Linked DNA regions of Homo sapiens: region 2 is linked to region 1. The links are chromatin loops, found by intact Hi-C in ENCODE. Cell type or tissue: PC-9. All regions are shown on one strand. Each heading gives the region's core, and the rest is flanking DNA. Links, peaks and the distances in the headings are about the cores only.

Region 1 (16,612 bases), core at 3,386-11,385:
AGAAAAACTAAAGTTGAAGGCATCACACAGAAAGGTGATCAAATTAGTATTACTAATGTAATCAAAACAGTATAATACTGGCATAAAAACAGACACACAGACCAGCAGAACAAAATACAAATCCCAAAAATAAATCCAAACATATACAGTCAACTAAGTTTTAACAAGGGCCCAAGAAGACACAATGGGGAAAAGGTAGTCTCTTCAATAAATGGTGCTGGGAAAACTGGAATTCCACATCCAAAGGAATGAAATTACACTCTTATCTTACCTCATACACAAAAATCAACTCAAAGTGAATAAAAGACCAAAACATAAAATCTGAAACTACAAAACTCCTAGAAGAAATCATAGAGGGAAAGTGCCTTAATATCACCCTGGGCAATTATTTCTTGGGTATCACACCAAAAGTTCAGAATACAAAAGCAAAAATAAATAAATGAGACTACAACAAACTAAGAAGGTTCTGCCTAGCAAAGGAAACAATCAATAAAAGAAAAAAACCTACAGATTGGGAAAAACATTTGCAAATCATATATCTGATAAGGTGTTAATATTCAAAATTTATAAAGAACTCATACAACTCAATAGCAAGAAAACATAGCCTGATTAAAAATGGGCAAAGTAAATAGATATTTTTTCAAAGAAAACATAAAAATGACCAACAATATGAAAAGGTGCTCAACATCACTAATCATCAGGGAAATGTAAATCAACCCTACTGTGAGATAACAACTTGTTAGGAAAGCTATTATCAAAAAGACAGGAGATAACAACTATTGGTGAGGGTGTGGAGAAAAGGGAACCCTTGTATACTGTTTGAGGGAATACAGATTGGTGGAGCCATTATGGAAACCAATATGAAGGTTTCTAAAGAAATTAAAAATAGGAAGAATTACCATATGACTCAGCAATTCCTCTTCTGGGTATAAACGCAAAGAAAATGAAATCACCACCTCATAAAGACATCTGCACTCCCATGTTTATTGCTCCATTATTCATAATAGCCAAGATATGGAAACAAACCAAGTGTCCATTGGCAGATGAATGGATAAAGCAACTGTAATACATAAACACACACACACACACACACACACACACACACACACAGGAATATTACTCAGCCTTAAAAAAGGAGAACCTGCCTTTTGCCACAACATGGGTAGACTTGGAGGACATAATACTATGTGAAATAAGCCAGACACAGAAAGAAAAATACCGCATGATCATGATCTCACTTATATGTGGAATCCAAAAAAAAAAGTCAAATTTACAGAGAAAGGGAATAAAACAATGATTACCTGGGGAGAGAACACTGGGAGGAAATGGGAAAATGTAGGTCAAAGGATAAAAAATAGCAGATATGTAGGACTAACAAGTTTAAAGATCTAATGTACAACTCAAGGACTATAATTGATAATAGTGTATTACATTCAGGATTTTTGCTAAATGAGATTATAGCTGCTCTTCCCATGATGGGGGTTTGGGGAGAGGAAATGGGTAACTATGTGAGGTGACTGATATGTTAATTTGTTTCACTATAGTAACCATTTTACCATATATATTTATAGATATATGTATCTCATATCATGTTGTAATACCTTAAATATACACAATAAAATTTATTTTTAAGAATATCAAAACCATGACCACAATATTATGAGACTCAATATTCATTTTTAAAATATAGGACTTGTACAAAATTCTGGAGAAGAAAAGAAAGTCATCATCATTTTCTAAATAACGATTAGTATATTTAGTTTAATGAGGTTCCCATTGTCAATTTTTGTTTTTGTTGCTATTGTTTTTGAGAATTTAGTCATAAAATCTTTGCCTAGGCCAATAACCAGAAGAGTATTTCCTAGGTTTTCTTCTAGAATTTTTATATATTTAAATCCTTAGTCCATCTTGAGTTGATTTCTGTACATGGTAAGTTAGAGATCCAGTTTTATCTCTCTTCCTATGGTTAGCAAGTTTTCCCAGCACCACTCCTTAAGCAGGGGCTGCAAATAGCAATCTCTTTCCAAAGAGTAGAGTGTGGCAAAGGATGGGGAAATATGGTAACTTACAGTGGAAAAATCTTACAAATATTTCCTCAGCCAGGTGAACAGAGTTAACATTAATAGCAATGTTATGTTAATAATATGATGTAATGTAATGAAAATGACCCTGTAACTCCATGGTTTTCCTCCCAAAAACACATACTCTCAGTCTAATCATGAGAAAAGCATGAGATAAATTCCAACTCTTGGACATTCTACAAAATACCTGACCAGTACTCCTCAAAACTGTCAAGGTCATTAAAAATAAAAAAAGTCTGAGAAAGTGTCATAGCCAAGAGTAGACTGAGGAGGCATGAGGGTTAAATGGAATGTGGCATCCTGGATGGGATTCTGGAACAAAAAACGGACATTAAGTAAAAGTTAAGGAAACCTGAATATATCAATATTGGTTCACTAGTTGAAACAAATGAACCATACAAATGCAAGATATTCATAATAAGGGAAACTGGGGGTGGGTATAGGGGAAATCTCTGTACCATATTCATAATTTTTCTATGAATGTAAAACTGTGCCCAAATAAAAAGTTTAGAAAAAACTTCCAGGTTAAAAAGATTGAGAAAACATTAACAAAATTAGAGATAAAGAGGATGTACAAACAATATGAAAAAGAATTATTATTTAAAAGACTATCTGAGATTGCATGTTAGTAAATTTTTAAATCTTCATGAAGTGGATACTTTAAAATCTTAGTGACATGGATGCATTGCCAAAATTGACTCCAGAATAGCTAGTAACCTGAAATAGAATAGCAAATATGAAGGCAGCTGAGAAAAGAGTCAGAGAAGTGCCTCCAAGAAATTATTTGAACCAGATGGTTTTTCCAGTGAAATCTTTCAAATTTGAAGGGAACAGATAATCCCTGTGTTATATAAACTGTTTCAAATCATAGAAATAAGTGAGCAGCCATCCCCATTCATTTTATGAAGTTCACACAGCCTGACAAAGCAAACACACATACATCGACTCTCCACCCTCAACTTCACCCCCTATACCATAACAAACATTTCACACACCTGTGTGTGCACACACAAACACAACTAACCTTGCTTATAAATATAGATGCAAAAAATCTGAATAAATTCATTCATTTAAATCTGGTACTAAATTAAAAGAATAATCTTCCATAACCAAGAAGGGTTGGCCCAGGAATAAAAGACTCATTTGGTATTTAAATCCATTAATTTTAAAACATTAAATATGTTGGACATGAAATAAAAATTTATGATAATTTAAATATATATTGAAATGCATTCAATAAATTTCAACACTAAGTTCTTACAGCTCTCAGCATAGGAATAATTGTTAAAAAGGACACAAAAATTAACATTATTTCCTGGTTATGTGTTCATAAACTAAAAAAAAGGTAAACAAGTAAAAATAATTAAAATTAATAAGATAATTTAGTTAAATGTACAAATAGAAAACAAATTATAAATGTCTAAAAAGTCACTAACTTTCGTCTATGTCATTAATAACCCTTTATAAATATGATGGGCTAAACACCAATCAGGGTAATAACAATAAAAAGATATATAAGACCTATGCATAGCTAACAGATGTATGAAACCTGAAGAAATTCTTTGACATATAAATGATAATATAAGAGACACAAACCATGTTCCTGTTGATGCAGTAACGTCTAGTAATCACAGGATTACTAATAATAACTCAATTTGTTGAGCACTTACTAAGTGCTCTAGAAGTCAGCTACCATGTTGTGAGGACATACACGCATCCTATGGAGGGGTTTGCGTAGTAAGAAATTAAGGTCTCCAACCCAAAGGCAGCAAGAAACTGAGGTCTGCAAACAACCATGTGAGTGAGCTTGGAAGCCGATTCTCCAACTCCAATAAAGCTTTCAAATGACTGTAGCCCCGGCAACCATTTGACAGGAGGGATCTTGAGTCGGAACCACCCAGCTAAGATACTCCCAGATTCCTGGCCCACAGAAACTGTGAGATTATAAATGTTTGTTGGCTTAGGTTGCCATGTTTTAGGGGTAATTTGTTACACAGCACTAGATAACCAGTACAATGATCTTGCAGGAAAATAATGACACCATGGAGGCGAGACTGAAAACTGTTTGAATAATCTGATAGAGAAATGCTGAGACCAAACCATTTAATAATGGGGATAAAAAAAAAACAGGTCAGATACAGATAGGGCAGAACAAATACTCATTTGGGGAACTCAAGGAAGAAGTGTAAAAGAACAATAACAGAGGAACTGAGGCTGGCTCTTCAATTTCTAGTTTAGGAGACTAGGTGGGTGATGAAACCATTAACTAAAGCAGAGAAAACATATAAAAGAAGGAATAAGTTTCAACAATAGGAGGAAGAAGGAAAGAAAAAGAAGAAAACCAGCAGGGAATAACAAATCCAGTAAAAATTGCACTATGCTATGAGAGGTCACTGTGTCAGATTCTACAGTGATGTCAAGTACAATCAAAACTGGAGGTATGCCATTAGATTTCAAATTTAGGAGGACCACTTATGAAGCAGCTTCCACAGCGTGACAGTAGAAAATACAGACACTGAAAAGTTAAGAAGTAAATGGAAGTTGACCAGGTAGCACCAAGAGATGTGGACTATTCTTTCAAGAAGTCTGACCTTTAAGGAGAAGAGGGAAACTGAGTGGTGTCTGTTTTAGAGTAAGATTAAAAAAAAAAATGAGGAAAAAGGCTTATTTGTATGTTCTGTTGGTTATTCATTGGTTCAATGGCTTTTTGATTCTGTTTTAGGACTAGAAGAGTTAAACATGGTAAGTTAAAGGGAAAGAGCCAGAGAGATTGAAGCTCTAGATGAAAAAATGGAATGACGAACAAACCAACAGCCAGGAACACAGTGAAAGGGATGGGATGTTACTGATTTTGGCCTCAGAGAATAAGAGTACCTTCCCTCCATCTAAAGTTAGAGGCAAGAGGCAGAGGATGAATGAACACAGTCAGGATGAAGCTTAGAAACAGAAGAAATGAATGTAAAAGGAATTCCTACCCTGTAGATTCATTTTCTCTGGAAAGGAAGACCAACCAAGACAGTGAAGGTCTTGCAGAAGATGGGAGATGAAGCACATAGTAATAGTTTGGAATCACCATTTTGGAGAATGCAAGAGATTGCTAAACAATGCTGAGACTCCAACAGAAATTAAAAACCAAAATCCTTGCCTGTGTCAGTCAGCACAGTTATGTGATTTCCTCCCTCTACCCTCTGCATATCAGAGTAGAAAGAGACTACCAGATTTTCTTTGAGTATTTAACCCAAGCATCCAAGAGCAGAAGTATCATATATCTGAGTCTCACAGAAAAGGCACCTAGAAAAAAGTATTCTCAAATTTGAAAAAGCCTAATTGGTTATGATGTTGATGTTTTGTGTTTATATGCATTTCTATATTTGGAGCTAGAAACACAAGAGAGAAACGTGACAAAGACAAAAAGAATAACCTCTATCAAAAAGCAACCCTGTCACTAGATGTATTTGTCTCAAAGAATATTGAATTCTACCTGTATTCATTAGATAAATGATAGAAACTAAGGGAAAACTCCTGGCGATGTAAAAGAGTTTTGATTTTTGCAACATGCCTCTAAAAAAACCCAAAAGTGACCCCTCAGTAATGGGATGGGACAGACTTTTAAAATACTTCAGAGATCTCTAGCAAGTACAATATTGTTTACTTCAAAATCCCAGTAAACTTGAGGTTAATATGTCTGGATTATAAGGTTCAAATGTGATATAAATCAATTTAATGTTGTTTTCAACTTTCTCTTGGAGTCAAGGCATCTTTTGTGTTTAGCACCTATAAATAAAAGTAAATGCACTATCCAACCACAGTTATTTTCTTCATTTATTTGCTGTTGCTTATTTGTGATGTTATAAGCCAACTGGGATGGGTTCTGTGTTTTGGAAGCTGAAAACAGGTTGGAAATTGCCATTCAGCCATCAGCCCAAAGTCCTTAAGGTTAATTTTTTGTTTGTTTGTTTGTGTTTTGGAGATAGGGTTTCACACAGTCACAAATGCTGCAGAGCAATGGCATGACTGCAGTCTCAAACTCGTGGACTCAAGCAATCCTCCCACCTCAGCCTCCTGATGCTTGGCTAATTTTTAAATATTTTGTATAGACAAGGTCTTGCTAAGTAGCCCAGGTTGGTCTCGAACTCCTGGCTTCAGGCAATCCTCCTGACTCCACTTCCCAAAGCGCTGGGATTACATGCATGAACCACCCACCCAACCTGAAGCTAACTCTTAAATAAGAGGATAAGAAAAACTGACTAGAAAAGAAAAATATCCATCCTAAGAATTTCTCCCTTTGTTTAAAGACAAAAAATGAAAAGAAAGAAAGTAGGTTTGGGTATATTGATAGGTATGCTGAAATAGGTCTGGCTTTAATAACGTGATCATGCTTAAAATGATTCTCTCTGAATATAGCTTTCAAGTCCCTTGCAGCTCCAGCTTTCACATCATTAAGTCCACTGAATTTCCATGTTAGAACATCAGGACTAATCTAACATTACAAGAAGTGTCTGCAGGGTGTAGAGCAGTCACATGACTCCAGAAATACAATGTGAACTCTATAGGTTTAAGCCAAAAATGTATGCCAGGAGCTTTAAAATTTTTTTAAATGCTTTAAGGCTTTTTAAAGTACTTATTGTAACTAGATGCTGCCACCTACTGGACAATTTACAAGTGCCTGAAACTGTGCTGGCAACAAAAAATTATACAGGAAAAAAAGGCAAAATTTTCCTGTTTTCCTAATAATACTTATAAAAATATCTTATTTAGAAATGTATGGCTATATATGATTGATTAAAATAATTTTTAAATTTTTATACATTTCTAATTAAAACAGTAGCTGAGATCTAATGAGTAATGGGAAATTCATTTCATTGTAGAACAGATGAAAGTAGCTTCGTACCACCTTATGATAGTGCTTATGTTGAAATACCAGGAATATGAGACTTTCAAAAAATCCGTGGCATGAGGTCAAACTGGACTGTTGTGTTTCTAATTATTTCTTTCATACTTGCAGTGAAAATATTCTGCTAATAATACCAAGTTTAAGCTGATTATTCCAAAAGTTTCCTCTTTTAGAATAAGGTAATAGTTATGTAGTCCAAAAAACAAATTAATATAATTAGGTTAATAATGCAGCCTAAAGTAAATGCTAACTACTTTTTTGTTTTTAAGAATTTAAAAAAAACAGATATGTGTGGCAATAAATGACTCCAAAACATATGTCTATGAAGTAAACAGCAAGCAGGAAATTTCATTAAGGAATTTGGCTTTTCTGTAAAAGAACAATCATCAAAAAAAGATTCTAATTAAATCTGAAGAAGCCAGTAATACAATAATGTTACCTCTTCATTTTGGTGAACTGGTCAAGTGTGAACTAATTAAGACAGTCAGTAGCAAGAGTGAAGTGCAACAGACATCTGGTTCACCTAACAGTATCTTGTATTCCCTTTTCCTTTTACGTTGACCCTACTTTTGCATCTTACCTGCTTTGCACACACTGCCAATACATAATAACTAAGAAGTCTGAATCTAAAAATTGAAGCTTTAATAATGTCATCATGTTTAAAACAATGATTCTCTCTTAACATAGCTTTCAAGCCCCTTGCAGCTCCAGCTTTCATATCATTAAGTCCACTTAATTTCCATGTTAGAACATCAGGACTAATCTAACATTATGGGAAGTGTCTACAGGGCCTACAGCAGTCACATAACTCCAGAAATACAATGTGAGCATAGATTTAAGTCAAATATACGGGCCAGGAGCTTTAAAAATTAAACATATTTGACAGTTTTGATTTGGTTTTGAAAAAAGGGCAACTGAAAACAAATGTCTTGCCTTCCAGGACCAAAAGTTCACTGGGTAGTGAACTCTGTGACCGAAAAGCTTAATGTTAAAAGGCCACCATAGATCCACTTACAGAGTGGCCTGTCTTACATTGCTTGCTCCAGAGTCAACCACAAGCAGGTTTGGTCTTTCAGAAAAGCCCTACCCACTAGAAAAATCAGTATTTGACTCCTGGTTTCCAAACTATAGACATTGAGATACTATAATATCCAGAATCTCATTCCTGACACTGTCCATGGATTTTTTTGAGGGGGGGGAATAAGGGGTATAGTCTCATTTCTATGAAGGTATAGAATTACTGATAAACATTGAATGAAATATATTAGTAAGTTGTACTTTTCCAAGCAGACTACGTTCATATACTGGTCTTTAGACATTTAAATAAATAAAAAAGCAGTTCATAAGCTATAGCTTTAGAGGTGCTTTTACAATCTCTTTTTTAAAAAATAATGTAGTCATTGCTAAACTCAGAAAAAAAATAGGTTTGAGAAAACCATGTTATTCCAAAATACTGCCCCAATAAAATATATTACAAAGACACAATAATCAAAATAGAGTGGTATTAACATCAGCACAGACAGAAATTTTAATGGAATAAAATAGAAAATCTGAAAATAAACCCAGTTCCTACACGATAAAGCTAGCATTTCAAATAAGTGGGGAAATGACAGATTATCCAATAAAGGGTCTTGGAATAGCTGGTTAGCAAATTGGGGGAAAAAAACAAAATCAACTCTCTAACTCATATCTAATACCAAAATAAATCTCAAGTGGGTTAATATTTAAATTTTTTCATTAAATTATAACTGATGAAAGGAAAATATATATTTTTTATACAATCTTGAGACATAAAAGGCCTTTTAAAGCAGAGTACCAATGAATGATAACATAAAAGAAATGACTAACTAGAGCAAGAAATGTCACAAAATTAAAAAAAAAGTTAGAAAAATGCTTATGGTGTTTGTGACAAATAATTAATATCCTTAATATTAAAAAAGTCTTTCAAATCAATAAAGAATACCTCACTTTATAAAAGAGACTAAGACATGAGTAGGTAACTCACAACTTAGCTAAACCAAAGAATAAATCTATAACCTCCCTGATAATCAGAGAAATACAAATTATTGTGATTCCACTTTAAATAAACAAAGCTTAAAAATAACTACAAAATCCATCGTTGGCATAGAAAAATAATATTCAGATACAATGTGGGTAAGAGTCTAAATTGATTTCAATAAGTCAATGTGAATAAAAATCTTGTGAAAGTCCAACCCTGGACTAAGTATTTCTCTTCTAGGAATGTATTTGAAAGTATACCCATTTTCTATAGCGGCCCTAACAAATTACCACAAACTTGGTGGCTTCAAACAACAGAAGTTATTCTCTCACAGTTCTGGAGGCCAGAAATCCAGAATCAAGATGTCAGCAGGGCCACGTTCCCTCCAGAGGTTCTAGAGGAATTTCTGTTCCTCCCTCTTCCAGCTTCTGATGGTTGCCAGCAGGCTTGAGGCTGCATCACTCCAATCTCTGCCTCCGTCTTTGCAGCACCTTTTCCTCTTCCTTATCTACCTCTTCTCCCTCCATCTCTTTCTGATAAGGCTACCTATGATGGAATTTAGGGCCCATCTCAATATTCCAGGACTTAATCACATCTGCAAAGACCCTTTTTCCAAATAAGGTAACATTCACAGGCTCTAGGGATTTGACATAGATATCTCTTGGGGGATTGGGGTGGATTTTTTTCAGCCAACCACAGAAGGTAATCATTGCAATAATTGACTAAGGATGTCACTGCAACATGTGTAATTTAAAAAATTGAAAAACTAAGGGAATAATCTAAATGTTCAATAGAAGGGTATTAGTTAAACAAATGATGGCACATCCATCTAATGAATTAATATATAATCATTAAAAATAATGCTGATGCACATTGTTCCAGTTATCTATTGTTGGATTACAAAATCACCCAAATCTAGTGGCATATGGTAAAAATTATTGCAGGCAAGATCTACTGATTGATGCTGAAATTAGTAGGTGAAAGCTGGAGAAGAAACAGGATATTTGCATAGTCTTAAAGCATCTCCCCCAAGATATGTATTAATTGTAAAAGAAAAAAATAGTAATTTTACAGTGCAGAAAACCAGCAGACACCATCTTAACAAAGTGATCAAGGTGAAACATTACCAATAATAATATATAACAGCATTAGGTATACCAAGTGTGATTGACTGAGAAGGGCACATAACTTCCAGAGTATGCTTGCCAAAATTCATAACTTTCATCTAATCATGAGAAAACATCACATAAACCAAAACTGAAGGACATTTTACAAAATAGCTGACCAATACTCTCCCAAAGGGTCAACATCACGACAGACAAGGAAAGACTGAGGAACTATCACAGATTGGAGGAGATTAAGGAGACATGACAACGAAATGTAACATGGGATCTTGGATTGGATACTAGTAAATAAAAAGGACATTAGTGGGAAAACTGGTAAATTTTTAAGAAAGTCTATACTTTAATTAATGGTATTATACCAATGTTGATTTCTGAGTTTTGATCACTATGGTTATGTAAGATTAGGAGAAGCAGGGGGGAAGGGTATATGGAATTCTGTACTACTTATGCAAGTTTTCCATAAATTTAAAATTATTTCAAAATAAAAAGTAAAAAATAAAACTTAATGGCATACAACAAATATGCAGAAAATGTTCAACCTCACTAATCATTCAGGAAATACAAATTAACCACAATGAACTATCATCTCACTCCTGTCAGAATGGCTCTCACCAAAAACACAAAAGATAAATTGTTGGTGAGGATGTGGATTAAAGGAAACCCTTGCAATCTGTTGGTGGGAATGTAAATTACTACAGCCATTATGGAAAAGTGTATGGAGGATCCTCAAAAAACTAAAAATAGAATTACCATATGATCCAGAAATCCCACCTCTGGGCATTTACCCAAAAGCTTTGGAATTCGTTTGTCAACGAGATGTCTGCTCTCCCATGCTCACTGCAGCACTACTCACAATAGCCAAGTTATGGAATAACCTAAGTATCCACCAACAGATGAATGGATAAAGAAAATGTGTTGTATAGACACCATGGAGTACTTTTCAGTCTTTAAAAAGAAGGAAATTCTATCATTTGCAACAACATGAATAGAATTAGAGGACATTATGCCAAGCAAAATAAACCAGACACAAAAAGACAAATACTACATGTTCCCATTTATATGTGGAATCCAAAACAATTGTACTCATAGAAGCAGAGTGGAATGGTGGTTACCAGAAGCTGGAGGATGGGAAAATGAGAAAATAATGGCCAAAGGGTACAAAGTCTCAGTTAGACAGGAAGAATAAGGGTTTTTCTTTGAGATCTATTGCACGGTGTGGTGAATATCATCAATAAGGATGTATTGTACATTTCAAAATTGCTAAGAGGCTAAATTTCAAATGGTCTCACCATAAAAGATGTTAAGTATTTGAGGTGATGGATAGGCGAATTAGCTTGATTTAATTATTCTATATTGTATTCATAAATCATAATATCATTTTGTACCCCATAAATATAAATTGTCAATTTACAATAAAAATTTTTAAGTTAATGGCATAAAACAGTGAACACTTTATTATGCTCATGCTTCTGTGGGCCAGGAATTTGAGGGACACAGCAGGAACAATTTATCTCTGCTCCACTATGAATGGGGCCTCAGATGGCTGGGTAGCTCCCTTTGGCTGGAGATGCCTGGAGCAGGTCAGGGGGCCGTATGTCTAGTCTTGGTTATTCTCTGCATTGTGTTTAGTGGAGCTGAAATGTCCAAGCTTGCTCTTTTATTCAGTGTCTGCATTGAAACTGTTGAACAGTCAGTGTATCGGTTTCCTAGGGCTGCTATAACAATTTATCACAGGCTGGGTGGCTGAAAACAACGGAAATTTATTCTCTACAGTTCTACAAGATATCTGAAATCAAGAGATATCTGAAATCAAGGTGTCAGCAGAGCATTCCTTCCGAATGATTCCTTGGGTCTTCCTAGCTTCTTTTGGCTTACAGCAATCCTTGCATTCCTTGGCTTGTAGCTACATCCCTCTATCTTCACACAGCCTTCTTCCCTGTGGCTCTATGTCTCTTTGTGTCCTCTCCTCTTTTTTAAAGGCCCACCCTAATCCAATAGACTTCATCTTAACTAAGTCTCTGCAAAGACCCTGTTTCCAAATAAAGACACATTCCAATGTTCCAAGTGGACATGAATTTGAGAGAGACATTACCAAAATCACTGTAGCCAGGAACTGGCCACCATCATCTTCTCTCTGCATAGCCCCTTCATATGGCTTGCTTGGGTTTCTCACAGCATGGCAGCCTTGGGTAACCTGACCTCTTACATAATGGCTGGCTTTCCTCTGAGTGAGCATTCTAAGGGAAGCAGAAACTGCCTGTTTTCTTAAAGACAAGGCCTGGAAATGGCATAGTATCATTTTTGCTGTAATATATCAATCAAAGTTGTTCCAGGATAGCCAAGACTGAAATGGGAGGGAAACATGGACTCCATCTCTAAATGAGGAGGAGAATGAACACAAATAAAGGGAAGGAACTAATGGCAGCCGTTTGGAAACAAACTACCACACACATCTATTATTGACAGGTAAAGGTGCTCGTGAAATACAAATTAGTGGGGGAAAGGTTACAAAATACCATATACATATATAATTTGATCATATTTTTATTCTCAAAATATATACATGGATATTTGCATTAAACACATCTCAAAAGATAAAGAGTAAACTAAAATATTAATAGTGGTTATCTCTACAAGTTGAGAATTTAGCTGATAGTAATTTTTTTTGTTTAACCAATATTTTCTTATATAGATTATACATGTGTTACCTCCGTAACGAAACAGAAGATGCAAAAAGTAAATGATCTATGAATTTAATATAGGCCAGACTAGTATTTTTTGATGTTTCAACTAGAATATACAAAAATACAAAATGTTTCTAATCCCTAAAATTTTCACCATCATATAAATGGGTTAAAGGTTACATGACTCCATAATATTTCTGTTTTCAAAAAGGAAGATTCACAAATATACATACAAACAAAGGAGAAAGGCAGAAATAAATATGCAGAATTGGCTCATCTCAAAAATATAGGACTGTGAGAGACCAGGAAATAGGACAAATCGGTCATAGATTTTAACAAAAGGAGTTCCACAGGCTCATAAGCAGTTAGGGAATTGTATGCAGAAAGTGGGGTCTAAAGACACCTAAAAGAGACAAGGAAGTAAAGGCAATGACATACTTTTGTCTATTTCCCAGTTTGTCCCTGCCCTGTCCCCCTTACCATCAAGCAGACACAAACACTTAAAGACACCAAAACATACCTAAGCTCGGAGTAGTTTCATATAATCCTACCTAATGTGATCAATTATTTCCCTAAAGAACAGTCAAACTCACAAAGAACAGGACAGAAAAACTGGATTGGGAATTTTACTTTAATCCAAATATTCCATGACTCAGATAAAAACAAAGTTGAATGACATCTCCATCTACTCACCAACAGTTTCTTCAGAAACAGCAGTCAAAGATAAAAATTTTTTTGTATTTTCCATCTCCTCTTTACTTTGCCAAGCTTCACTATATTTTGCAGACTAATGAAAGGAAAATTAAAATTTAAACATGGGAAAAGAAGGCAACTATAATCATTGATTTTTTAAACTCCAACACGGCTCCCAATCACATACGTACAAACGAGAAGTCTCAGGCTATTTTTTTTTTTGAGGAAATCTGTAAATCTCCTCTGTTCTCACAAAATTCTGTCAATGGGTATTCCCAGATAGAGTCAGAGTATATGCCTATCATTATATGATAATTACTTTGCTTAAAGTATCATAAGTTTCTGCTTGATATTTTTATAATCTGTGAGTAACCTAAAGATACACCATAAAATTTAAAAATTTCAGACATTTCAACATTGTTACTATGTTTTATTATGTTTCCATTTATAATTCTTGCTTCAAAGGAAATAAAAACTTGCTTGAGATTCAGTAGGAAAAAGTGATAGGCTAACTTTTTCTGCTAAAATTTCCAGAAACGATTTCTCCAGTTTAAAGCATTGCATTTTGGATGTTTCTTTCTTTCCATCCCAGTGGACTTCCTGGGAACCTCATAAAAATGTATTTTTAATTACTACATTTTTAATTCACATTATTGCCTAGGAAACTTTCCCAGAAGTCAGTCAACTGTTCAAGGAGGACTTTATCAAAAATAACCAATCTCTTATGACAAGGTTCCTTACCTTAAAGGTGCTTTCCTTTGAGGGTCAAAATTGAAATATGAGCCAATGGCTATATACCAAGTCAATGCCAACATCTAGTCAACTTCAAGCCCTCAATATTATAGAGAATAAGAGGTCCAAGAAGGCCAAGGAAAGTTCATTGAGCACCAGGAATTTGTTGAGACAGAAGCAAATGAAGTATGGTCCCAGACCTCAAGCACTTCACAGCTTCCCAAAGATCTTGACCAGCACAGGAAACAGTCAACTCCCCAAAACTTGTTTGTCACAAAGGTTTACCCAAATAATAAAGCTAACCAGAGGGTTAAACTGTGTCTATTTATCTCCAAACTATAAGGCTGCTGAAGAAAAAGCAGATATACATACTTGATGAAAGCAGCTATTACACCCCTTCCTATTCCAGAGATGGAGGGGCCCAGCACTTTACCAGCCTGCTGCTGGTAAGAGACATGGTACCCTGGGCCTGTCCCTGGGGAGATGAACACGCCAGCGCAGTGCTTGAAATCTGAATGTTGCAGACCAAGTTTTCTTCTCAGGTTCCAGAAAAATATCACCCCATGACTCCTTCATATACACACATATACATACCACTGCCACTACCTCCACAAAATAAAGCAATCAAGGCAGGCCACAGTAACACCATGGTCCATGATTTTCTTACTCATCTTAGAGGAAATTCTTTCTTTTTTTTTTTTTTTTTTTTGAGTGTCTTGCTCTGTCAGCCAGGCTGGAGTGCAGTGACATGATCATAGCTACTGCATAGCATTGAACTCCTGGGCTCAAGGGATCCTCCCACCTCAGCCTCCCAAGTAGCTAGGGCAACAAGCACGTACTACCATGCCTGGCTAATTTTTTAGGTTTTTTTTGTACAGATGGGGTCTCTTTATGTTGTCCAGGCTGGTCTCAAACTCCTGGCCTCAAGCAATCCTCCTGCCTCAGCCTCCCTAAGTGCTGGGATTACAGGTGTGAGCCACCATGCCCAGCCAGGAGAATTTATTTCTTACATGTCAGCATAAGGTTAGATAATTCTTACCTTAATTTCTTCCCACAGCTTTATTCTCATTTCTAGACCTTGCTTCTTAATTTCTTTTTCTCTGCGTTGTTTCTTTGCCAATATTTTATCAAGTTTTTTCATCTTCTGAATAGCATCTTGAAGTTGAGAATCTAATTCTTTTAATTTGGGTTCATCTATATTGTGTTGAAAGTAAAAATAGGTTTGAAGTATAGTAAAACTATAAAGTTTTGTTTTGTTCTTACAATTTGTTCTTTCATTCAACAAATATTTATAGCTGATAGTAATAACTACTACATTGGTACCATGTATCTCAATTTACAAGGTGCTTTCACATGTGTTTGTCTATATAATTATCTAACAACCCTATGAAACAGACATTTATCTCTATTTTACAGTTGAGATAACTGGGTCCTTTCAAATATGTAACAAATTATAGCACTGGACTCAGAAGTGATCCTCGTGATTTTAAATCCCAAATTCTTTCTCCTTCATTCTGTTATACTTTCTATGTTCATGACTAAAAAATAGGAAATAAGGAATAAGACAAGAATCCTGTCCTAAAGCTGCTTCAGACTAACTGAAAGAGAAGGCGTGTACACAAATGGCTACAGTAGAAAGCCGTAAGTCTTCAGTGACACAAAGTGGTTGCAACATATAGAAAGAAAAAAACTCAAAACAAGTACTCTATGTAGCTTGTATCTTTTTTCTATGCTGCTTCTTTTGTTCTAATTTCTTAAAGTACAATTGATAGTCACTTATTTGAAATTAAGGACTCTTTAGAACTTCTGTCATTAACTTATGATTAACGATAATAATAACTAACATTTATAGAGTTACCTGATAGGCACAGTTTTAAGTGCTTTATTTTTAAACTTTATATCATTTAATGCTCATATTAACCCTCTGAGGTGGTATAATCACTGTTCTCATTTTACAAATTAGTAAACTGAAGCTAATTTTTAACTGAGTTACACGTATGTCCAAGGTCATATAACTGGTAAATGCCAGTCAGGTTCCACCCAAATCTGTCTGACTGCAGAGCCAAAGTTCTTAGCCTCTTAGCCACAGATAATATTCTCTCCATTTAAATCTGATGAAAGCTGATAATCCAGCAATGAATGAGCATGAATGCTCAAACAGTAAGTCTCAGCCACCCCAGATTAGATCATTAGAAGTGGCATATTGTGCTAAGTAAGGCCAAATTTATCAACTTTTGAAAACCCAAAGGGTTAAGTGATGTTTCTCTATAATGTGCATCACTTCTTCTTCTTCTTCTTTTTTTAAGAGACAGGATCTCATTCTGTCACTCAGGCTGAAGTGTGGTGGCATGATCATAGCTCACTGCAACCTCGAACGCCTGGGCTCAAGCAATCCTCCCACATCA
Region 2 (16,612 bases), core at 5,132-13,131, 160 kb before region 1:
CCTATAAGCTTCCTCATACTCGCGCATTCTTGGAAGTCTGAGACTGGAAATGCCTACCCAGATATGTTAAGTCAGTAAAGGAAAACTCATTTGCAATGCTGAGAGGAGAAAGAAAATCAATGAATAGGAGAGCATACACTGTGGGAAGGCTCAGCTGTACTGAGCCAGGCAAAGCATCCGATTACCCCACTGCTGTACACATCATGACCTGGGATAAACCCCTGGGCCGTTGGCCTAAGAAATATGTTGCTTTTCATCCTGTATAACTGCAACTTTGTGCCGGCTCATATTATGTTCTAGAGAGCTCATGTACACCATGGTGACCATAGTTAATAATACTGGATTGTATGCTTAAAATTTGCTAAGAGAGTAGATCTTAAGTCATCACCAAAAAAAGTAACTGTAAGATGATGGAGATGTGTTAATTAGCTTGACGGTGGTAATCACAATATATGTGTATATCAAAACATCACATTATACACCTTAAATGTATATAATATTTGTCAATTATACCTCAGTAAAGCCAAAAAGAAATAAATATATTGCTTTTCACCCTCTGGCAAGTGGAGGGCCCTGAACAGAGCCCTCTAAAGAACAGCTTGTCCTAATCATCACGTACCTGATGAACCTCTGTTTCCCCTGCAGCCAGCGACTCTGCGGACGATGGCTGGTCTCCATGGTCCGAGTGGACCTCCTGTTCTACGAGCTGTGGCAATGGAATTCAGCAGCGCGGCCGCTCCTGCGATAGCCTCAACAACCGATGTGAGGGCTCCTCGGTCCAGACACGGACCTGCCACATTCAGGAGTGTGACAAGAGATGTAAGCATCTTAGCCTCTCAGGGACGTGGAGAACTGACCTGTCCTTGTTGTCGTCACCAAGGGCAGCTCCACAGCATGTATATTAAGAACACGGGTTCTAGGATCTCTGGATCCCAATCCCACTGCTTAGCTGTGCACCCTTGAACACAACTTACCCTCTCTGAGGCTCTTTCCTCATTTGCAACTTGGAGATAATAATAGTTCTTGATAAGTTTATCTTGAGCATTTTATTTAGATACTGCATGTAAAGCAGTTAGCACTGAGTTTTGGTTTATGGTAAGCACCCTGTAAATGTTAGGATATTAACAGCAACCCATAAAAACAGCGAACTTATCCGTTCTCTGGTAGAAAACATTCCATGTTGACATTTGGGCATGTGGCCAGGAGCCAATTTCTACCGTACACTGGGTTTAGTTGCCATTGACCATTTCCTGGAAATACTTCTGCGTGCTCCTGATGGGAGCCTCTATTTGGCTGTCTCTAAGCCAAAACCATTTGTGACCATCAACTCTGTACTTTAGTTAAACAGGATGGTGGCTGGAGCCACTGGTCCCCGTGGTCATCTTGTTCTGTGACATGTGGTGATGGTGTGATCACAAGGATCCGGCTCTGCAACTCTCCCAGCCCCCAGATGAACGGGAAACCCTGTGAAGGCGAAGCGCGGGAGACCAAAGCCTGCAAGAAAGACGCCTGCCCCAGTAAGTGTGAGGTCCGCTGCAAGGGTGAGCATGGGCAGCAGCTCTGCCCAGCTGGTTGCCTGGCATCTGCAGCCTGCAGTTCAGTGGGTCATAGAGCAGGAAGGTTACCTACTAGAGAAACAAACAGAAGCAAAGTCCTGCAGGCTCAGCAACTTCTTTTAATGAAAAACAAACTCACCCTCTTCCCCAGCATTCTTTCCATGTGTCAGAGAAGCAGAGGTTTCTTGAACGGGCTTAGGAGAGTCTATGACAAGGGAGGGATTTGAAAGTTGATCTTAATTGTTGCCTGTGGTTCATCTTCTTACAGTCAATGGAGGCTGGGGTCCTTGGTCACCATGGGACATCTGTTCTGTCACCTGTGGAGGAGGGGTACAGAAACGTAGTCGTCTCTGCAACAACCCCACACCCCAGTTTGGAGGCAAGGACTGCGTTGGTGATGTAACAGAAAACCAGATCTGCAACAAGCAGGACTGTCCAATTGGTGAGCCACGCAGCCCAGGATGAAACGACCCAGGAGCTTTGCTCTTTTACTGAATGCTGCAGTCAGCATTCGAGGAGATTCCAGCTTGGTTAGTCCTGAGCGATTTGATTGCTCTAAGATGCAGGTGGACAACATAATCCCAACAAGTTATCGGTTCCCTATACCCTATAATATCTTACACTGTGTTAAGTGCCCAGCATGGCAGTATGGCAGCTTAGACCAACCATTTACTGTGACTGTCTCTCTCTCCTTGTCTCAGATGGATGCCTGTCCAATCCCTGCTTTGCCGGCGTGAAGTGTACTAGCTACCCTGATGGCAGCTGGAAATGTGGTGCTTGTCCCCCTGGTTACAGTGGAAATGGCATCCAGTGCACAGATGTTGATGAGGTGAGGAACTGATGGGGCTCCGAGTTTCTGGATCTAGGAAAGCAGCTAACCTGTGCAGTCGCTTCCTTATGGCAGTGACTTCTAAACATGATGCACGCTCTTATTTCCTCCATAGTGCAAAGAAGTGCCTGATGCCTGCTTCAACCACAATGGAGAGCACCGGTGTGAGAACACGGACCCCGGCTACAACTGCCTGCCCTGCCCCCCACGCTTCACCGGCTCACAGCCCTTCGGCCAGGGTGTCGAACATGCCACGGCCAACAAACAGGTACAGTCAACTAGACGAGTAAACCAGAGGACAGGAGAGCTGTCCTTGACCAAAATAACTGGGAGCGGGAGGAATGTAATTTCATACCCTTCACCAAAAAAAAAAGGGCGAGGAGATGAATGTACGGTCTAGTTTTAGAAACGTGATTAGAAAATCCATGGTAAATCCTGCAGGGGAAAAACAGTCTTCCATATTTAAAAATGCTGCTCTGGAATAAGTTGTGAGCAGATGGACTTGTAAACGCCTAGGTGCTGAGCAAATTCAAGAAAAATAAACATAAAGCAAAGTTTGCTTATAGCCTCAGGGAGAATGGGGAGGGACAGAGGTAACCCACACTCTTCCAAATGGAGCCTCTGTCTACTCAGAGATGACAGGGATCTGGATTCTTGTTTCCATGATATCTGAGGATTCTCAAAAGCTCTGTGTAACAGCAGCATGGTGTACCCTCAGGTGTGCAAGCCCCGTAACCCCTGCACGGATGGGACCCACGACTGCAACAAGAACGCCAAGTGCAACTACCTGGGCCACTATAGCGACCCCATGTACCGCTGCGAGTGCAAGCCTGGCTACGCTGGCAATGGCATCATCTGCGGGGAGGACACAGACCTGGATGGCTGGCCCAATGAGAACCTGGTGTGCGTGGCCAATGCGACTTACCACTGCAAAAAGGTAGAGCCAGGTCCTTTGTGTGCCTCCAGAAAGAGGGCCCATCACCTTATCAAAACACAGGCTAAGGAATTTTAAATACTTAAAGTTTGGACATGAAACTGAAAGATTAAATCTCCCAAAGGGAGAGGGGCACTAATTCCTATTAAAATTAAATCACTTGGTGCCAAAAACATGAACAGGGCTAGCTCTTTTTGGGCAACTGTGTTCCATAGTCAACTCTTCTGTCCAAAAAAAAGTTCAGTACTCTATCCAAATACCAGCAAAGCATGACTTGTGTTCACAACATCTATAAAGCCTAGAGCATTTACACAAATTCTGTATGTATATCCCCCAAGAAAAGTTTTATTTTCTTGTCTTCCCATAAAAAAAATATGCTGTTACTGAGCCAAATTCTGTTCTTTTTCTATTTGGAATTCCAGGTACACTCCCTCGTGCATGAGCTCAGCATGAGGAAGGCAACTGAAGCAGTGATATATATCTTCTCTTTCCTAGGATAATTGCCCCAACCTTCCCAACTCAGGGCAGGAAGACTATGACAAGGATGGAATTGGTGATGCCTGTGATGATGACGATGACAATGATAAAATTCCAGATGACAGGGTAAAAACAGTTTTCTATCCCTTTTTCATCTTTTCAGTTCAGCAACAGCCTGAAACACTTTGGGATTCAAGGAAATTACATGGCTATAGCAAAAAATATACCAAATCAATACACAGGATAATTAGAAATTATTCATTGTGTTCCAGTAGTTTAAGGATGTAGATGTTGCCAAGAGAATTTTTAAATGAGGGTTTTGTTTTTCATCAGAACTGTTTTTCTCTGTACTTGAGAAATTATAATGCATAAACAAATGCCACTTTGTTCCCTAGATTCATTTCAAATGTCACATCGAAATTACAGTAAAATTGACTTTGGGCACACTATGAACTGAGATGATGGGATTATATTCTACATCTCACTAACTTCTAACCCACAGGGATCCATTTTTTTAACTATGTCCTTTTAACTTTTGTAGTGATCGTTTTACACTGAGTGATCAATTAGCCTATCCACTAGGTAGAAAGTATTGCTGATTTTCACAGTTTTAGACATATTATGCACATGGTTTGAGGCTTGAGCTGTTTTCAAGGACAACATTGTTAAGTGCTCCATTTCTTCTCTTTGCAGGACAACTGTCCATTCCATTACAACCCAGCTCAGTATGACTATGACAGAGATGATGTGGGAGACCGCTGTGACAACTGTCCCTACAACCACAACCCAGATCAGGCAGACACAGACAACAATGGGGAAGGAGACGCCTGTGCTGCAGACATTGATGGAGACGGTAAGGTGCTGCCTGATCAGAGGGCCCGCGGGAGACAGGGACATGCACAGCTTTCCAAACGTACTTCTGTCTAGTCCTGGCTATTAGTATGCACTTTGGTGGAAACATCCAAGGCTGGAGAGCCCAGCTCTTATTTGTCCCTTGTTCTCTTCAGGTATCCTCAATGAACGGGACAACTGCCAGTACGTCTACAATGTGGACCAGAGAGACACTGATATGGATGGGGTTGGAGATCAGTGTGACAATTGCCCCTTGGAACACAATCCGGATCAGGTAGGTGGATGGACTCCTTTCAGAGTCTTTCAGTAAACTGTTGGAATATCCCTTTCATGGCCTTTGAAAAATGAGCTTAACAAAGTTCAAACACTTTCATTACTGTGGCTCCCTGGCTTCTCATAGCCAACTGGAATACGTTCATGTAAATAATTTGCCTGATGTGAGCTCCTTGCACAGAGTCTCACAGATCTTTAGCATGAAGATCTGGTAACTTCAGTCTTACCTTCTGTAAGAAGGGCTACTGGACTTGCTCAGCATCGTCTACCATTGTTAAGACAAATTATACAAAGCAGACATCTGTGACTGACAACTGTACAATAATATTAATCATATGTAATACTAAGAGATGGAAAAATAAATGTGCATAAGCAAAATAACCATTTTCATGGCTAATGATGTAATCTAGCTATAAGAAAATCATCAAACTAAGGATACATCCAAAACCAAAGTAATTTATCCCTGTCATAAACATTACCCAGACAGTATACAACACAGGGACCAGTGGTCTGTTTCCATCTTTTCAGGACTTTTCAGAGAAGTCGACGTGTCAACAGTTTTACAACTGAAACCTTCTAAGGAAATTCTCTGTTATAAAGTATCCAGAAAATTTCATTTAACATTAAGATGTAAACAGTTAACATTTCATTTCATCTTTAGTAATTAAATATCACTCTATTTGACCTTATTTAGAAAGTTTTATATGTAAAACATTTTTAAATTATCCCTTCTCAGATTTTTATACGAAAACAAAGATAAAGGAAAAAAACTTTTAAAATGTAATTGCTACTATTGCTATCTTTCTGCAGGAGTGTGTAAATAGACATGACACCCCACTGGCTGTATCAAACAATGGAGAATTTTCCCTGTGGTGGGGGCATAAGTTATCTTTAACATGAATGGTTTATACTGCAATTTACCCTCCATTTACATCTCTCTTTCAGCTGGACTCTGACTCAGACCGCATTGGAGATACCTGTGACAACAATCAGGATATTGATGAAGATGGCCACCAGAACAATCTGGACAACTGTCCCTATGTGCCCAATGCCAACCAGGCTGACCATGACAAAGATGGCAAGGGAGATGCCTGTGACCACGATGATGACAACGATGGCATTCCTGATGACAAGGACAACTGCAGACTCGTGCCCAATCCCGACCAGAAGGACTCTGACGGTGAGTCATGGGAGCCACTTTCTAAGACAGGGACTGCTGGCACAGCTGTGTAGATTGAAGAAATGAAACCAAGGCTCAAAGCATTTGACAGGATGAAGGGACCAAATGCCAACTTAGACAAGATAGTGACATTTCTGACACCAGTAATAATAATAGCACTTTAGAATTTTGCTGAACTCTTGCTTTTTTGACCTCAGGCGATGGTCGAGGTGATGCCTGCAAAGATGATTTTGACCATGACAGTGTGCCAGACATCGATGACATCTGTCCTGAGAATGTTGACATCAGTGAGACCGATTTCCGCCGATTCCAGATGATTCCTCTGGACCCCAAAGGGACATCCCAAAATGACCCTAACTGGGTTGTACGCCATCAGGGTAAAGAACTCGTCCAGACTGTCAACTGTGATCCTGGACTCGCTGTAGGTGAGTAGCGAGTTCTTAGATCCTAAGAGACTGATGCATACATGGGGAAAAACAAATATAAAACCTGGCAGTTGTACCTATCCCTGTGGGTGCTGAGGATGTCTAGGAACATGATGGAGAACCTTCTGAAGGCTGCAGGTTTTAACCTGGCTCTGGGCTCTTCTTCCAGGTTATGATGAGTTTAATGCTGTGGACTTCAGTGGCACCTTCTTCATCAACACCGAAAGGGACGATGACTATGCTGGATTTGTCTTTGGCTACCAGTCCAGCAGCCGCTTTTATGTTGTGATGTGGAAGCAAGTCACCCAGTCCTACTGGGACACCAACCCCACGAGGGCTCAGGGATACTCGGGCCTTTCTGTGAAAGTTGTAAACTCCACCACAGGGCCTGGCGAGCACCTGCGGAACGCCCTGTGGCACACAGGAAACACCCCTGGCCAGGTAAGAAGCAAAGCCCTGGAACAGAGAGAGAGCTTATGGGTGCCTGACTAGCACTGGGGATGCTGTGCTTTGACCAAGACTCTGACCAGGGAGTCTTAGAAAGTTCCCAGCATCACCAGCTGCAGCATTGAACTCTGCTTTGTAAAAACATAATAGTGTTGAAAAGGGAGCTTGACCAAGAATTGCCCTGCAAATCCTAAGGTGCCTTCAGCCTTTTCAAACAAAAAAACCTCCTTCCCTCCTCTCTGTCTGCTTTATATGTGTGCTCAGTGGCACACAACAAATATGAGAGGACTTGGAAAAATTCCCCATTGCAGCCCTCTAACTTAGATCAGCTCAGTACCTTTCAAGCATTGTTTCTGATGGAATGAAATAGAAATCTTTACCTGAAGGAGCTGTGTTTCAACCTTTCCTTTTCCTTTTCCTTCAGGTGCGCACCCTGTGGCATGACCCTCGTCACATAGGCTGGAAAGATTTCACCGCCTACAGATGGCGTCTCAGCCACAGGCCAAAGACGGGTTTCATTAGGTACGATCATACTGATTCACTTTCACTTACAGTCACACTGAGGGACAAAAAGACAAAAAGTATTAAATAGCATTGTCACTAAACAAGATTTTTTTTCCCTGCAGAGTGGTGATGTATGAAGGGAAGAAAATCATGGCTGACTCAGGACCCATCTATGATAAAACCTATGCTGGTGGTAGACTAGGGTTGTTTGTCTTCTCTCAAGAAATGGTGTTCTTCTCTGACCTGAAATACGAATGTAGAGGTAAGAGCAACATCACCATGAATGTACACTGGACATCTCTATTTCAGACTAATATCAAGGATGACGGTTATGGGGGAGTCCAGTGTAAAGACTGTTTTGGAGACAGGGTTATTTCTATTTTGCTTTTGAGGACACAAGGACAAAAATGGAATAATGCCTAGGCACTGTGGCTTATGAGTTCCTGAGTCCTTAGCTATAATATTAGTTTGCTTAGCAATCTCTGTGCTCCTCATACACAGTGCAAAGGTAAGCTGCAGAAAAGCTCCTATATAATTTGGACTTCATTAATAATACTGTTCTTTACAATTATATATTTATATATCTTACTGCTTATTGTTTTATGCATGCCATCACAGCACGAGTTAGCATTCCCAACTTTTCCCTGTATACAAAGAAGGGAGAGGAATGTTGCTTTCATATTGGCATGTTAAATTAATGTTCACTATTAAACTTAGCATTTTTTTTCCTCATTCTTTTTTACTTAGTCATTACTTAAGCTCGCTGAGTCCAACACTGGCTCTACCACAAAATAAGTGCTTAATATATATTTACTGGGCCAAGGCCAGATACCTAAAAGATCAATGACAGTAGAGAAAGATGGTTGATTTTACTCAAAAAAATCTAAATTATTAATGTAATTTTTGAGTCCAAATTTTTAAAATAAGACTCCCTAAACTGTTAACATTGAAAGCCTTTGGAAAGCATAATATATGTTCTGGAAGGTTCACGCTGTGTCGGTCTCCTAGCATCAATGTCAGCTAATAAAATTAAATGCTAATGTGCTTGAACAACCTTAAAATTAGGCTTTTGTCATTAGAAAAGTAGAGCTATTCCTATGTGGTTAACTTATTAACTAAGATGTCTATGCTTTTATGAATTAGTTTTCATTTGTATATTTATTTATATTTGTTTATTTAACAGATCCCTAATCATCAAATTGTTGATTGAAAGACTGATCATAAACCAATGCTGGTATTGCACCTTCTGGAACTATGGGCTTGAGAAAACCCCCAGGATCACTTCTCCTTGGCTTCCTTCTTTTCTGTGCTTGCATCAGTGTGGACTCCTAGAACGTGCGACCTGCCTCAAGAAAATGCAGTTTTCAAAAACAGACTCAGCATTCAGCCTCCAATGAATAAGACATCTTCCAAGCATATAAACAATTGCTTTGGTTTCCTTTTGAAAAAGCATCTACTTGCTTCAGTTGGGAAGGTGCCCATTCCACTCTGCCTTTGTCACAGAGCAGGGTGCTATTGTGAGGCCATCTCTGAGCAGTGGACTCAAAAGCATTTTCAGGCATGTCAGAGAAGGGAGGACTCACTAGAATTAGCAAACAAAACCACCCTGACATCCTCCTTCAGGAACACGGGGAGCAGAGGCCAAAGCACTAAGGGGAGGGCGCATACCCGAGACGATTGTATGAAGAAAATATGGAGGAACTGTTACATGTTCGGTACTAAGTCATTTTCAGGGGATTGAAAGACTATTGCTGGATTTCATGATGCTGACTGGCGTTAGCTGATTAACCCATGTAAATAGGCACTTAAATAGAAGCAGGAAAGGGAGACAAAGACTGGCTTCTGGACTTCCTCCCTGATCCCCACCCTTACTCATCACCTGCAGTGGCCAGAATTAGGGAATCAGAATCAAACCAGTGTAAGGCAGTGCTGGCTGCCATTGCCTGGTCACATTGAAATTGGTGGCTTCATTCTAGATGTAGCTTGTGCAGATGTAGCAGGAAAATAGGAAAACCTACCATCTCAGTGAGCACCAGCTGCCTCCCAAAGGAGGGGCAGCCGTGCTTATATTTTTATGGTTACAATGGCACAAAATTATTATCAACCTAACTAAAACATTCCTTTTCTCTTTTTTCCTGAATTATCATGGAGTTTTCTAATTCTCTCTTTTGGAATGTAGATTTTTTTTAAATGCTTTACGATGTAAAATATTTATTTTTTACTTATTCTGGAAGATCTGGCTGAAGGATTATTCATGGAACAGGAAGAAGCGTAAAGACTATCCATGTCATCTTTGTTGAGAGTCTTCGTGACTGTAAGATTGTAAATACAGATTATTTATTAACTCTGTTCTGCCTGGAAATTTAGGCTTCATACGGAAAGTGTTTGAGAGCAAGTAGTTGACATTTATCAGCAAATCTCTTGCAAGAACAGCACAAGGAAAATCAGTCTAATAAGCTGCTCTGCCCCTTGTGCTCAGAGTGGATGTTATGGGATTCTTTTTTTCTCTGTTTTATCTTTTCAAGTGGAATTAGTTGGTTATCCATTTGCAAATGTTTTAAATTGCAAAGAAAGCCATGAGGTCTTCAATACTGTTTTACCCCATCCCTTGTGCATATTTCCAGGGAGAAGGAAAGCATATACACTTTTTTCTTTCATTTTTCCAAAAGAGAAAAAAATGACAAAAGGTGAAACTTACATACAAATATTACCTCATTTGTTGTGTGACTGAGTAAAGAATTTTTGGATCAAGCGGAAAGAGTTTAAGTGTCTAACAAACTTAAAGCTACTGTAGTACCTAAAAAGTCAGTGTTGTACATAGCATAAAAACTCTGCAGAGAAGTATTCCCAATAAGGAAATAGCATTGAAATGTTAAATACAATTTCTGAAAGTTATGTTTTTTTTCTATCATCTGGTATACCATTGCTTTATTTTTATAAATTATTTTCTCATTGCCATTGGAATAGATATCTCAGATTGTGTAGATATGCTATTTAAATAATTTATCAGGAAATACTGCCTGTAGAGTTAGTATTTCTATTTTTATATAATGTTTGCACACTGAATTGAAGAATTGTTGGTTTTTTCTTTTTTTTGTTTTGTTTTTTTTTTTTTTTTTTTTTGCTTTTGACCTCCCATTTTTACTATTTGCCAATACCTTTTTCTAGGAATGTGCTTTTTTTTGTACACATTTTTATCCATTTTACATTCTAAAGCAGTGTAAGTTGTATATTACTGTTTCTTATGTACAAGGAACAACAATAAATCATATGGAAATTTATATTTATACTTACTGTATCCATGCTTATTTGTTCTCTACTGGCTTTATGTCATGAAGTATATGCGTAAATACCATTCATAAATCAATATAGCATATACAAAAATAAATTACAGTAAGTCATAGCAACATTCACAGTTTGTATGTGATTGAGAAAGACTGAGTTGCTCAGGCCTAGGCTTAGAATTTGCTGCGTTTGTGGAATAAAAGAACAAAATGATACATTAGCCTGCCATATCAAAAACATATAAAAGAGAAATTATCCCTAAGTCAAGGGCCCCCATAAGAATAAAATTTCTTATTAAGGTCATTAGATGTCATTGAATCCTTTTCAAAGTGCAGTATGAAAACAAAGGGAAAAACACTGAAGCACACGCAACTCTCACAGCGACATTTTCTGACCCACGAATGATGCCTTGGGTGGGCAACACGATTGCATGTTGTGGAGACACTTCGGAAGTAAATGTGGATGAGGGAGGAGCTGTCCTTGCAATGTTGAGCCAAGCATTACAGATACCTCCTCTTGAAGAAGGAATAATAAGTTTAATCAAAAAAGAAGACTAAAAAATGTAAAATTTGGAAGGAATCCATAAATGCGTGTGTGTCTAAATACAAATTATCATGTGAAGAAAAGGCCCAAGTGTACCAATAAGCAGACCTTGATTTTTGGATGGGCTAATTATGAATGTGGAATACTGACCAGTTAATTTCCAGTTTTAATGAAAACAGATCAAAGAAGAAATTTTATGAGTAGGTTAAAGGTCTGGCTTTGAGGTCTATTAAACACTAGAAAGGACTGGCTGGGTGAGATAAAATCTTCCTTGTTGATTTTCACTCTCATTCTATAAATACTCATCTTTCTGAGTAGCCATGATCACATACAAATGTAAATTGCCAAATCATTTTATAGTACCAAGGTGAAGAAGCAGGAACTAGAAAGTGTTGATAATAGCTGTGGAGTTAGGAAAACTGATGTGAAGGAAATAATTCTTTGAAATGGCAAAGAATTAAATACCATCATTCATTATCAGAAGAGTTCAACGTTTGAAGTGCTGGGAGATAATTCTAATTCATTCTTGGATAGTGAAGCAAAACTGATTGAAAATACCAAGATAAGACAGAAAAAGTGACTGGAAAGAGGAGCTTTTCTTCCAGGCATGTTCCAGTTTCACCCTAAGACTGACCTTCAAATAATCAGGTTGTACTGAAATAAAGGACTTGTTAAAAATTAAAATTATGTCATCGAGATGATAGCTTTTTTCCTCCTCCAACAGTTTATTGTCATGTGTTGTGGGAGAGCTCGAGTGAAGAGCAATAAACTCCAGGTCTTATAAGAATGTACATACAATAAAGGTGGTGCCAGCAGTTTTTTTTTTTCTAAAGAGTCACATGTAGAAAAGCCTCCAGTATTAAGCTCCTGAATTCATTCCTTAAATAAATTGGCTCTCTCTCTCTTCTATAATTTCTTTTTCTTTTTATTTTTGAGATGAAGTCTTGCTCTGTCGCCCAGGCTGGAGTGCAGTGACACAATCTCGGCTCACTGCAACCTCTGCCTCCCCGGTTCAAGCAATTCTCCCTCCTGCCTCAGCCTCCCAAGTAGCTGGGACTACAAGCGCCCGCCACCAAGCCTGGCTAATTCTGTATTTTTAGTAAAGACGGGGTTTCACCTTGTTCCGGACAAACACTAAGCCCTAAAGGGAAATCCAAAATAAAAACATCTATTTTTAATAACACTTTCTATCTAAATCAGGGTGACTTTTTAAAAAAAATCCGGAAGCTTTTTGTTGAATTACGTTACAGACTTAGTTACCAGTCCTTGTTAGAGTTACCTTCAGTTGACATGCTGTGAATGGTCCCACCTCTTTTATGGCAGAATTCATTACTTAAAATAACTCTATTTTCTTCCCCCTTACCTAAATAACAGAAAGGCTCACTATGTCCCAAATATCATTGGCAGAAGCAAACTATAAAGTCATAAGCCCTTTGCAGTGCAAGTCTAGAAATAATTTTACTCTGTGTTTCTTTCTGTCTCCCTCTTCCCTCCCCTTTTTCCTTCCTACCCTCCCCTCCCCTCCCTCCTCCTTCTTTCTCTCTCTCTCTCTCTCTCTCATACATACAAACATCAAATACCAGAAAAGCATAGATTTAGAAAGCTGAACTCCTCTGAAACGCTGACGGACAACACTGGCCCCTCTCTGCCCCACAACAAATTCTCACCCATATCACCTTTGCCCTCTGATTCTTCCCACCCAAACCCTAAAACACAGAGTGTGCCTCATGGCATTCCTATGAGAATCTAAAATCACAACTTTTAACTTATACTTCCATCCCACAGCAAAACTCTTGGCATCAAGATAAATTATACGTAGCACATTGACATCAGCATGAACAATTGCTATTTTAAATGAACAAATAGTAAACTGAAATAGTGTCTGGAAAAAGAAACTGCCTATCAATACCTCTGAAAATAGTAGCTATAGAATTCCTCATTTTAAAAAGTCAAGGAAATTCCATATAAACAATCATTAATGTTATTCAGTATCAGTGGATGAACATGTGCCAGCAAAAACAATGTTATGTATACATCACTCAAATTTTATTAAAGGCAGCACAATAGCCCGCTCATTTTTTGATTCAGAAATAAACTGGACTTCCAATTCTAATGCCAACTCATCTTATGGAATGTCAACACAAAATTTTCTCATGAATCTAAGTTACTGACTTGTAACTAAACCATCTCTCTTCAAATAGTACCGCAGACTGTCTTTTAAAGTAGCTCATCTTTATTTGATGCAATCTAAAAGGCCCAAACTCTGAAAGAAAATAAGAAACTATTGTTAACTATTATTAACAAAGTAATATATCAAATAATTCACTCAAACTCCTACTTAAGAAACGTGTCATCACCAATAAGATAGTAAAGGCTCTTCTAATATTGCTTTGTTGAGACAATTCATTTCATCTTATGGCAGGTTGTACCAGTTTCACAGACATGAGACAAGTGGGAAGAAGGAAAAGCAGGGCCACAGCAAAAATTCCCAGTGACCACCATGATCTGTCTGAATCACAGTAGAGGTGAAACATACAAAATTGAATACAGGACAATCACAGCACTTCAACGAGTTTTACCCTAACACGTATACATTAAAATGTTGGTTTTTATAATGAATCCTAATACTGTAAGATTAGCAATAAATTTATAAACAATGGTCCCAGAAATTTTAATGAGCAAAAACCACTGAACAATTACACCCCAAGTCTCAAAAATATCAAGGAAATATAATCCACAAAGAGCGACTCCAAATGTCAAAATCAATAAAGAATAGTCTCTGCAGTGCATTCATTGAATTCAAATAATTCAATAAGAAATTTAATTTAACTTCATTACCAACTTTCTGAAAAGCACACCCAGCAAGTCCTTGATTAGGGTTCTTTACATTCTTCTGCTGCATCTTTAGTCTCCTGCTCATCTGCACATAAAAACAATAACCACAGTTATTAGAGATTCAGAAATGTATGCATAATTAAGAAAAACAACTCAGCCTATAAAATATTAAATCCCTTTACACATGAGGCAATAATCACACTCTCATTTAATACTTACTGAACAGTCACCACGAGCTGCAGACAAAGTTTACGAGAAAAATAGAAAGATCAGGGCGCCTACTCTCATTGAGCTTACAGCTCAGGGAGAACACTACAGGTTTTGGAGCTAAAATGATTATGGATGTGGAGACACACACAGAAGTTAATATTTTGCTTTCTACTAAGTTTCTGGGAAGTACAGTGAGACCAAAAGTAAATGTTATATGTAGAATAGATAAGAGCTGATCGCCTTTCATTTCTTGAAGTGAGAAAAAAAATTGTGACATTAACAGAAAAGGAATGGAAATATTTTTCTACCCTTGGTGAGAAGGTTATCAGAAAATGCAGAATTGACAATAGAACTAAATTTTAAAAAGACAAAGAGAAACAGGAGAAACTGGAACCTTCATGCACGACTGGCAGGAATGGAAAATGGTGCAGTAGCTTTAGAAACAGTCTGGCAGTTCCTGAGAAGGTTACCATAGACCTGGCAATTCCACTTCTAGGTATAAGCCCAAGAGAAATGAAAGCATACATCCATACAAAAACTTGTACACAAGCGTTCATATCAACATTATATGTAATAGCCAAAAAGTGGAAACAACCCAAATGTCCATCAAATGATGAATGGATAAGCAAAATGTGATATATCCATATAATTGAGACTTATTCAACAATAGAAAAGAGTGGAGTATGGATACATGCTACAACATGGATGAATCTTGAAGACATAATGTAAGAAGCCAGTCACAAAAGGCCATATGCCGTATGATTCCATTTATATGAAATGTTCAGACTAGGCAAATTCACAGAGACAGAAAGACTGGTGATTGCCTAGGGCTGGGGTTGGGGAAAATGGGAAGTGATTACTAATACCCAAAATGTTGCGTTGTCGGGGGTGGAAAAAATAAAAAATTGATAGTGGTGATGGAGGTACAACTCTGTAAATATACTACAAACAATTGAATTGCACACTTTTAATGGGATGAATTGTAGGAAGCTGGTGAACAGTGGCTCCCCAAAACTCACATCCTCATCCCTGCAACCTGTGAAAGGGGTCTTTCTAGATGCAATTAAATTAAGCTTCTCGAGATAAGAAGATCATCCTGGATTCTCTGGGTGGGCCCTATATTCAATAAGAAGTGTTGTTATACAAAAAAGACAGAGGGAGATTAACACACACAGATGGAGGGAGGCAATGTGAAGACGGAGGCAGAGACTGGAGTGACGTGGCCACAAAGCCAGGAATGCCCATAGCCAGGAGAAGCTGGAAGAAGCATGGAAGCGTTCTAGCGTTCTCTCCTAGGGCCTCCAGGTGGCGTGTGGCCTTGGTGACACCTTGATTTCAAACTTCTGGCCTCCAAAACTGTGAGAGAATAAATTTCTGTCATGGTAAGTTGTTGTGACAACCATAGGAAACTAATACAAATATATGAATTATATCTCAATAAAGTTCTTATTAAAAAAAGACTCAACCTTGTAATGAAGGGCAGATGACTTGCAGTTTCAGAGCAAAGTGATAAATGTAGTGGTACTGTCAACACATGGAGAAGAAATATTAAACAGGATGTAGAGGCAGGTGGGATGAATGAAAAGTGGATCACAATACCCCCATGCATGAGGTGGGAGATGATGGGACATAATTCCACGCCTTCGTAAGTGCTATTCTCTCACTATGGAGTGTTCTTTTTGCCCACCCAGCAAATAACCATTCATCCTTGGAGGCACAACTTAAATGCCACCTCCCATCCCTCTATAGTGTTGTCTATGTACTTTGTCCTGAAGCTCTTACTATGTTTGTCCCACCCTACTGTAATTAAGTGTCTGTCTTTAGGCACTTAAAAATTTTCATCAATAGAACTAGATTGAGTAACAAAAAATTTTTCATCAATATACCTAGAACAACGGTCCTCAACTGGGGGAAATTTTGCCCCCAAAGAACATTTTTTGCAATGTCTGGAGACATGTTTGTCTGTCATAACTGCAGAGGACACTACTGACATCAAGTCAGTAAAAGCCAGGGATTCCATTAAACACCCGACAATGCACAAGACAGCCCTTCAAATGTCCAACTCAAAATGCTAACAGTGCTGAGGTGAAAAACTCTTGGAACTTAGAAAAGCATCTAATACACAGGAGAATCTCATGAAATGTTTGTGGGGTAAATCGATGAATGAATGGATGGCAGATGGATGATGAATGAATAGCATGGAGCCTTGGGGTTTTAAAGCATGGCTGCACAGCAGAATCACCCAGACCCTGATCTCAGAAA

What was found. Peaks named below come from ENCODE experiments on the same cell type or tissue, not always from the same donor. Only the 100,000 strongest peaks of a DNase experiment are listed, where the experiment ranks them.
Region 2: a loop joins it to region 1, with 5 times the contacts of the local background. A loop is called at or near these places in 68 of 110 quality-filtered maps.

Annotation. Positions count from the first base shown.
Region 1 is chr15:39,750,346-39,766,957 of GRCh38, forward strand. FSIP1 (fibrous sheath interacting protein 1) reads right to left here. Exons shown (of 12, transcript NM_152597.5): 4 at 15,247-15,401; 5 at 13,476-13,569. Among named protein-coding and RNA genes, the nearest start is that of FSIP1, 24 kb to the right of the region's middle. In PC-9, for the core only: a CTCF peak has its summit at 6,698 (motif pointing left); no DNase peak of the experiment used is centred there.
Region 2 is chr15:39,586,702-39,603,313 of GRCh38, forward strand. It overlaps THBS1 (thrombospondin 1), which reads left to right. Exons shown (of 22, transcript NM_003246.4): 8 at 646-819; 9 at 1,341-1,517; 10 at 1,825-1,998; 11 at 2,258-2,385; 12 at 2,501-2,653; 13 at 3,104-3,322; 14 at 3,815-3,922; 15 at 4,490-4,649; 16 at 4,804-4,922; 17 at 5,867-6,101; 18 at 6,299-6,526; 19 at 6,696-6,967; 20 at 7,398-7,495; 21 at 7,600-7,739; 1 more. The coding sequence ends at 8,668. It overlaps FSIP1 (fibrous sheath interacting protein 1), which reads right to left. Exons shown (of 12, transcript NM_152597.5): 12 at 13,330-14,225. The coding sequence ends at 14,179. It overlaps THBS1-IT1 (THBS1 intronic transcript 1), which reads left to right. Exons shown (of 1, transcript NR_186398.1): 1 at 1-552. Among named protein-coding and RNA genes, the nearest start is that of THBS1-IT1, 8.9 kb to the left of the region's middle. RefSeq lists an enhancer at 6,698-7,897. In PC-9, for the core only: no CTCF peak of the experiment used is centred there; a DNase peak (open chromatin) is centred at 8,220; H3K27ac peaks cover 428 bases.